2 separate regions of the Mus musculus genome follow, and region 1 is linked to region 2. Evidence: chromatin loops called from intact Hi-C (ENCODE). Cell type or tissue: left cerebral cortex. All regions are shown on one strand. Links, peaks and the distances in the headings refer to the core of each region. The heading gives the core; the rest is flanking DNA.

Region 1 (2,500 bases), core at 1-2,500, 410 kb before region 2:
GCAGACAGGCTGGACATCCCTTTTTAGGGGTCACCTGTGACTCTCTCTGTAGCTCTCGATCATTCAGCATCAATTTTAGCTCCTGGATTCTGATTCCTTCTCTCTAGGATACTATGAGCCAAATGCTCCCTCGAGGGCCCTGGCCATTGTTGGAAATCTCTCTCTCTCTGCCCTTTGAATTCTGGAGCTAGACGTGCTCCAGCCTGTCTGGATTTGATGTGTAATGTGCTCATCCCCATCTGAGTTGCGGAAACAGCTCCTTTGCCCCCTCCTTTCTTCTCTCCTGGTAGATTGCCTTGGACTCTTAAGATTGAACCATTCCTCTGAGGTTGCCCTAGCCTGTTAGAAGGGGCCCCTCCCTCTGAGAGACTTCAGGGGTGTCCAGTTTGGTCTTGGAGAAAACTATCACTAACTGTCATGTTAAAGTCTGCCAAATGGATTTGGTGGGCCATTCCCCTTCCCCACTGAGTTCCCTGCCTTGCTTGGTTTGTGGATACATTTATTTAAAAAAAAATAAAGATACTAATATCCCTAGTGATTGCAAACATAATAGTATAAAACAGTGAATTCAAAATAAAGTAATAAATGATATATTTTAGTAAAATAAGATCTTTTCCTAAAAAATTAAAGATACCACTTTATAGTTCACAGTTTTAAGGGTTGAACCTAAGGCTTCATTCAAGGCCAGGGTTCTGCCCCTGTGCCACATCCCTTCTGCAGAATTTCTTCAGTCTGCTGTCTTCATCCTCTTTAAAACATGTAGGCCCTGATCTTCTGAGCCTCCCACCTATGAGAACTGTGATTCAAGACCCTCTAAGAGGGTTCCCAGAGGTGTCTTGTTGCTAAGCTTTGGGTAAACTAGAGTGAGAGAAACATTCTTCCTAACAATGCCCTCTCGATGCCTGTCTCCATATCATCATTTCCCATCTTGAAAATAGTTGTATCCACTCAAGTGGCAGAGAGAAAGTTGTGTATGGTGCGATCTAGCTATGCGATACTGCATCGGTTCTATCTTCGTGTCTCAGTCTCTAGCTTTAATTTTAAAACTCTATTACACAAGAAACAAAATAAAAACTAACCCAGTAGGTGGCACCTGCAGAAATACATACAGAGCATGTGTGGCAGATTGTATTTTCCAAAAATGGCCATAGCAATATTTATGTTCCCACATATTCTCCCAGAGCCTTGACATCCTTCCATCAAGCAGCGCAATCTATTCTCTTCCCTCTGAATATGGAACACCCCGAGCACACACTTCTAACAAATTTCAGTGTACTATAAGTGATGTTGCCCGACTTCCTAGATATGGTTAAAAAGAAGAAAAAGTCAACATAGCTTCTGGGTACTTTTCTTCTTCCATTCCCCTTCCCCATTCCTCCCTCTCTTTCTTGTTATATAATTTGTGGGACCCAGTGCAATCTGAAAATAAGCTTATTCATAATTAAGATCTCTAAGCCAAAGACCAGCTCAGAGTCATCACACACACACACACACACACACAAACACACACACACTCACTCACACATGGAACCTATGTACCTGTGTCACAGGTCACAAAGCTCATTCCTTCTTTATCTTCTGACCTTGGGAACTCAGAGCTAGGGATTCCAGTTGCTAACTGTCTGCCAGTGAAGGTTGTTGTGATACAACCTCCTAAACTAGAGCAGCTTGAACAGCATACATTTATTTCTACAGTTCTGGCACTAATGGCTTGTACCAGAGTACCCCTTGGGTCAGGTTCCACTGAGCACCCTATTTTTGTTTTACATACAGCCATCTTCTTGCCCTGTTTTGTTGTAGAAAGCAAGGGTACATGGCTGCTTTTTATAAGAGCATTTAATCTTTTCATTCACTCTGCCCATATTTTCCAATTCTCCCCTATATCCCCATTTGCACATGCCTTGATTTTGAGATTGGATTTGACTTGGGGGACATGAACATTTAGTCCAAAGAACACCCCTTGAATTACCCCTTAAGCACCAGCTTTAATTACCATTCATGTAAGTGGGCAAGCATGTAGATGATTCTAGACTCTGACCATCCACCTTTCTAAATGAAACCCAGACTTCACCAAACAAACAAACAACAACAAAAACAACACCCCCACATCTTCACTATGCCCTGTCCAGAGAATCTATGAACAAACTTTTTTTGGTGTTTGGCTGTTGTTGTTTGTGTTCGTTTTTTCTTCCTGGCACTATGTTTTGGAGTTGATACCCAGCCACAGAAACTAAAATAACATGACTGTAGCTATTACAACCCAGTCATTCACATTCTCTCTCTCTCTCTCTCTCTCTCTCTCTCTCTCTCTCTCTCTCTCTCTCTCACGCACACACACACACACACACACACACACACACGGGAGAACATCTTCTACATCTCTTGCAATAACACCTGTACCCTTCACAGGGTTGACAAAAAAAGCCTATGTCTCTACACTACCACCATCACAACCCACTAGCAAGAGAGTCCAATGGCCTTCCTGTACCACTGCTTCCTG
Region 2 (6,225 bases), core at 1-2,500:
CGGTCCTAGTCTGCAAGGTGGGTCACAACCGAAGAGCTTCTCTCTTACATGGTTTGGTGCTGCGGAGATTTCTGCTGTTCTGAGCAATGATCACGCTGATAGAAAGCTAGGAGCTAACGTTTGGCATCTCCGCTTCACCATGTATATACTGACCTCCTCCCACCCCTCACCCACGCCTCCCTTGAGCTGCCCCAGACTAAAAGGGATGCTGCCTTAAGTCAAAGTCTGTGCGCCAGACAGAGGGATTGTGTAGAAGACAGGCAAATCAATCACACCAAATATTAAATCAAGCAGGCGGCTAACGGACCCAGCGATAAACAAATGGGCTAATGTCAAATGACAGTTCAGGAACCTTTCAGATACTCATATGTGAATAGTATGCCTGTCTCCAAAAGCGCATACCTTCCACATACACGAACTGTGGCACACGTCCATTTGAGAAAGAACTGACAGACCACACACACTCACACACACACACACACACACACACACACACACACACACACACACACACACACGACCCTTTTCCCGTTTTCTGCTGAGATCAAATCTCTAGAGCTTCAAAACAGCAGCAGATTCCCTCACCTCACTGCCTGAGGATGGAGCACAGGAAGAAATGTATTAAGGGCTAAATAGGATAAGGGGGTTTGGGGGTTCTTTGCAGGAGCTTGAGTCAGCACTGCAAATCTTCGGAAACAGAAAGATAAGCAATAGCAGGCAGAGAGAAAGACACATAACTGTCCCTGCTGCTAAACCCTAGCCATTTCTTCAAACAGCAACAAATATGAGACATTTCATCACCATGCTGCATCCATATTGAGGAGGGAAAAAAAAAAAAAAAAGCATGTGCTCTGCTTTAAGCATTTTGGTCTCCGGAGATGGGAGGAGACCCTGTCCATATGCTGTGGGAGCTATCCACCACCCCAAAAGTACACTCTGCCAGCACCTAGCAGCGTACCACTTGCCTGACAGGTTCAGCAGCAAAGCGGTTAATCTATTTGACAGCAGGTTGTCTCTTACCGTAGGCAGCAGCGGCTCCATTTGGGCTCCCTGGTCTTTAATCTCCATGTTCTGTAACACCTCTGGAAAAAAAGCACCTTGCTCTGCAGTGTCTTCAGTGTCTTCCACTCAGCCGGGCACTCGCTCTGCTTAGTATTCGGATCAGGTAGCTCTGAAGCAGGAGGCAACTGCACACTCCAACTCACCAGAGTCACATGGCTCCTACTCACTCGGGCTGCTGGCCAGGTTTTGCACTGATTGCCTTGAATCCTTGGGCCGGTAAGAGAGATCCCCAAGCCCTGAATCACTGCCCACACCTGGATACTTGTATAAAGTACAGACGATGATGCTACAAGTCCAAAGGGCAGTGAGAATTTTGCCTGAGATGATAACTTCTTAAACAAATGAGTTCATGCTGGCCTCTAACCAGTTCAGTCTGATTTTGACACCTTAAGACACTCACTGCATTCCAGAATCCAATAGGAAATAATAGTTCAAATATGGTGATGTCAATGCAAAGTCTAAATAGGAGTTCTCTTACCTACTATCATTTAGTATGATATTTGAGGTAATATGACTTCAAAATTAGAATGTCAGTGAGCTTGAACCATTCACTAACTTAAAAATGTAAGTGGTAAAATAGACATTTACTATGTTTAAATTGTGAGAAACTGGCAAGTCATACACTATTAAAAAGGATTTTTTTCTAAAATTTGTCTCTCAAAACAGACAGGAATGGAAAATATTCTGACAATAGCAATAGCAATGACTAAAATATATTAAAGGTCAATTAAAAGGTGGCAAATCTGATCAGTAGCTTAGGCATATATTCCTTGCCTTAACTAGTTAAGTAATTCATGGAAGGAGAGGAGTCAAAGAACACCATTAGAAAAAAGACATTGGCGATGGTCTACACACACATTCTTTAAATAATTATGGAATTCATTTTGCATACATATTTCTTGAAATTAATTATGGGATCTGTCTTCTGAATGTGCAGTCAACCCCAGGGCTTCAGATATGCTAGGCAAATATTTACCGCTGAGCTGTATGTCCATCTCTTAGGTCTTTGAGAGAGGGTCTCAGTAAGAAGCAAAGAGTAGCCTTGAAATGGTTATCGTCCTGTCTCTTAGTCTTAAATGTTGAGATTATAGGGGGCGGCCAAAACAGTTCCTGGTTGTATCTATTTTAAGTAATGAAATCCATCTATCCCTGGACCTCAGACTAAGAATATAAAAGTTTAAAGTATATAAAAATAAAAATCTCTTAGGAGCTAAAAGAGGATGGCTATAATTTATTATAAACTTAAAAAGCCACCAGATTTTATAATCCTTAATGGTGGGAATTTACATAAAATAATATTAATAATACACTAAAGTTTATATATCTCTTATTGTAGATGGAATTATGGATAACTTTTTCATCTTCAATACAATTCTTAAAATAAGTTTTTATTGCTTTCTGGGAAACTACTAGTTTTTATACTGTAATGTTAAGAGTAACAGTTTTGTTCATAGGACATTTAGATTATACAATGGAACTGAATCTTAAGATATTTGACTAGGAATAAGTGGGCTCAACTTGATTTTCTACAAAAAAATTGATGAGTAAGTAAGTGTTCCTACCCACACACATAACCGTAACAAACAATCAGAAATGATTTATATGAATAACATAATAAAACTGTCCTTTGAACATTAATTTCTATTTAGTAACTAATCCTAAGTCACCTAGTTTATATTTTTTCTAAATTAATTTAAACATAATGAAGAAAATTCTGACTTTTTTTAAAACTTTTTTAAAGATTTATTTATTTTATGTATATGAGTACACTGTAGCTGTACAGATGGTTGTAAGCCTTCATGTGGTTGTTGGAAATTGAATTTTAGGACCTCTGCTCGCTCAGTCCCTGCTCCCTCCTGCCCAAAGATTTATTTATCATTATACATAAGTACACTGTAGCTGTCTTCAGACACACCAGAAGAGGATGTCAGATCTCATTTCGGGTGGTTGTGAGCCACCATGTGGTTGCTGGGATTTGAACTCAGGACCTTTGGAAGAGAGGTCAGTGTTCTTACCTGCTGAGCCATCTCGCCAGCCCCCAAAATTCTGACTCTTAATTCCAAGTGAGACAATAAAAACAAAATTGCATTTAAATTCCTATTAATCATCATTTTCTACAATATGTATTAATAAACTCTGAATGTGCTTTGCTGGAACAACCATTGCTTTGGTACTCTACCAACAGTTCCAGTGTAATAGGAGTCACCAGACCCTACTGCTAAAGCTCAAGGTCAATAAGATGGCTCAGCAGGAAATGGTGCTTGCCATCAAGCCGAAGGAACAGACTACATTCCCAGAACACTCAGAGTAGAAGGAGAAAACAAACTCTCACAGATATACACGAAATATAACACAATAGTAATAAATAGTGTAATATAAATTTTTAAAAATCCTATCTTTCTATATATCTCTGATCCAAAAGCATGAAATACTTGCCTAGAAAAATGAAAGAAGAAAAAGGAAATTATCCTCATTTAACCTACTATATCTATTTCATAAAATATCTTAAAGTTAATGGCCAAAGCCTGAGATAGTGGATCAATAAATACCCTAACCAACTCATATAAAACGAGCAATAGCTGGAGAGAGAGTGCTCACTCATCACTAGGTAATGGAATTTTTACTAAGAAAACAGTCTTCTAGCACAGTATCATTGGTTTCAAAATTCTGGTGGTAAAGAGAAATAAAAGAGAAGAGAAATTCCAAACTGCATAAGGAAATATGAAATGCATGAGTATATCTTATCTGTACATTCTTGGTGGAGGCTAGGAGGTAAATTATCCGGGGGTTTCCGTTTTGAAACTTGCTCGAAAGTGAATTCTGTATAATTCCTAATCCATAGTATTTCCCCTTAAGCCTAGATCAGCAGTTCTCAACCTGTGGGGCACTACCCCATATCAGGTATTTACATCACAATTCAGAGCAGAAGCAAAATTACAGTCACAAAAAAAAAATTATGGTTGGGATCACCACAACATGAGAAACTGTATTAAATGGCCACAGCATTAGGAAGGTTGAGAACTGACCTAGATGATTAAAAATAGGCTTCTCTTGCTTAGAAATCCAGTAAGAATCTATTGAAGCCTAACAGCCAGATTGGAAGCATCATATTAAGAACTGTATGACTCAGTTCATCAAAGGAAATAAAGTAATGTTCTATACACCCTACAAGAATGTGACAATAGTCTTATTTTCATTCTATTAAGTTTCAGATACTGTGTTTACTAATGATATTTTTCCTGTCATCTGCAGCAATATTAAAGTGGAATTTTCCTCTCTGAAGAATGAAATGAGAGTAGGGATCAGCCGGAGTCCAGCTTAGAAAGAGGCACTAGGGAAAGCATTGAACAATGAGCTAACCTCATCTCTAGCTGCCCTGTCCTAACCAATCCCTTTGTTGGTAAGGAAAGAGAAATAATCTCTGTGTGAGCTTCCTTCCATGATCTGTCCTGCATCCTGAGCCTCTTGCTGAGCTCAAGTTCATCTCCTCTCTCAAGTGTACAAACCACACTGCACTCAGTGTACTCTCAGTTCCTACTTCTTTTTGCTATTTTAAGATCTAGGAATAAGATATTCCCATTAACACAATGTTTACCTTGCACAAGAGGCCATCTAATGTATTTGAAGGAAACACTGGGTTCTAGAAATTACTACCAACACTAATATTGAAAAAAAAAGATTTATTTTTCAGGTTTTTTTTTTTAAGTATTGGATTTCTAGCTTGGATCTCAAAGTCCCTTGCTTTTTTAATATAAAATATCTGAACATTAGGCTGGCAATGACTTTAAAACATTTTGCATCTGGTAGCGCATCCAGCACTGTTTATATCCTCTCTTTATGCTCTGTCCCAGCAAGTCTATATCTACTGGGACACGTACAGATGTTCTGAGCAATTTAAAACATATTTTATTGATTTGTAAGATGAATCAATCAAAGCACTGCATTGAATTTACCTGACTCAAAAAAAAAACTGTTTTCTTTTTTTTTAAAGATTTATTTATTTTTTATTTATATGACTACACTGTCACTGTCTTCAGACACACCAGAAGAAGGCATCAGATCCCATTACAGATGGCTGTGAACCACCATGTGGTTGCTGGGATTTGAACTCAGGACTTCTGGAAGAGCAGCCAGTGCTCTTAACTGCTGAAGCATCTCTCCAACCCCAAAAATGTTTTCTTATCAGCTTAAAAAAAATGAATCCTGATCACTATGGGGAAAGCTAAGCATGCCTACTATAAAACATAAATGTGGGACATAGTTACCCACAACTGGAAAGTCACTACTTAATCTCATTTTACAGATGCTTTGGGGCCCTAACTTGATAGTAATTTTAACCAATCACCAGAAAAAGAATATGCAAACTAAGTAATGTATTTCAGAGTTGTGCTGAAGCACAAACTAAAAGAGACAGTTTAAACCACATGTCTCTGAGATCACAGCTGGTTTTCCCAATCTTGAAATTTGAACAATTTTAAGTTCTTAATTTTAAGGTGGTGTCTTAACTTATCCTGAAAGGGAATTCTTACAGTCTATGTCCTCAGTTGATGGCTGAAAAACAGTATCTTAGTCCAAACTAGCTCAGTTCAATAGGAGCTAAAGGGCTATTGTGCACTAGAAAGTACATTGAAACAAATAAGACATGGGCTCTGCTCAGAAAAGGCCACAATTTAGACCTGTTGTTATGCATTATAATGCTCGATTCTACACCCAAAGGTCTGGGTCTACCAGTGACTCTCATGTTTACTAGCTTTGTGGTGCAAACCTTTGCTCCTTGACTTAGTACTATTGGTTAAATAGAATTGGCTGCAGGCAGTTACTGGTGGAATTAGAGGAAGGTGGGTGAGAAGTGACCTGGTTGGAGGAGAAAGATGGGAAGAGGAGGAAGTCACTTTGAGGGCAAATGAACAATGAGCACATGGCCAGGAGAAACAGCAAGTATCTGGGGTACACTGCTGGGGAGGGAGCCAGGCTAGCAGTTAGAATAGTAGATTAGGGGTTACCCCCTAGTCACTGTCAAGGCCAAATAAAATAACCATAGTCAGAGTCTCACGTATTTGTAAGCTACTCAGCAATGAGGTTAAAATGGTTGTATTACAATTATTTGACAATATAGCTACATAAAAATTATATGTGAAAAACAAGAGACCGAAGTCTAAAACT

The links. A loop is a pair of places that touch in the nucleus more often than their neighbours do. Peaks named below come from ENCODE experiments on the same cell type or tissue, not always from the same donor. Only the 100,000 strongest peaks of a DNase experiment are listed, where the experiment ranks them.
Region 1: a loop joins it to region 2, with 2.9 times the contacts of the local background. A loop is called at or near these places in 2 of 42 quality-filtered maps.

The regions. Positions count from the first base shown.
Region 1 is chr2:62,450,822-62,453,321 of GRCm38, reverse strand. No RefSeq gene overlaps it. Among named protein-coding and RNA genes, the nearest start is that of Gm13561, 3.0 kb to the left of the region's middle. In left cerebral cortex, for the core only: a CTCF peak has its summit at 1,074 (motif pointing right); a DNase peak (open chromatin) is centred at 1,137; H3K27ac peaks cover 550 bases.
Region 2 is chr2:62,041,488-62,047,712 of GRCm38, reverse strand. It overlaps Slc4a10 (solute carrier family 4, sodium bicarbonate cotransporter-like, member 10), which reads right to left and starts at 1,198. Exons shown (of 26, transcript NM_033552.3): 1 at 1,021-1,198. The coding sequence starts at 1,068. In left cerebral cortex, for the core only: no CTCF peak of the experiment used is centred there; a DNase peak (open chromatin) is centred at 1,176; H3K4me3 peaks cover 1,678 bases; H3K27ac peaks cover 1,717 bases.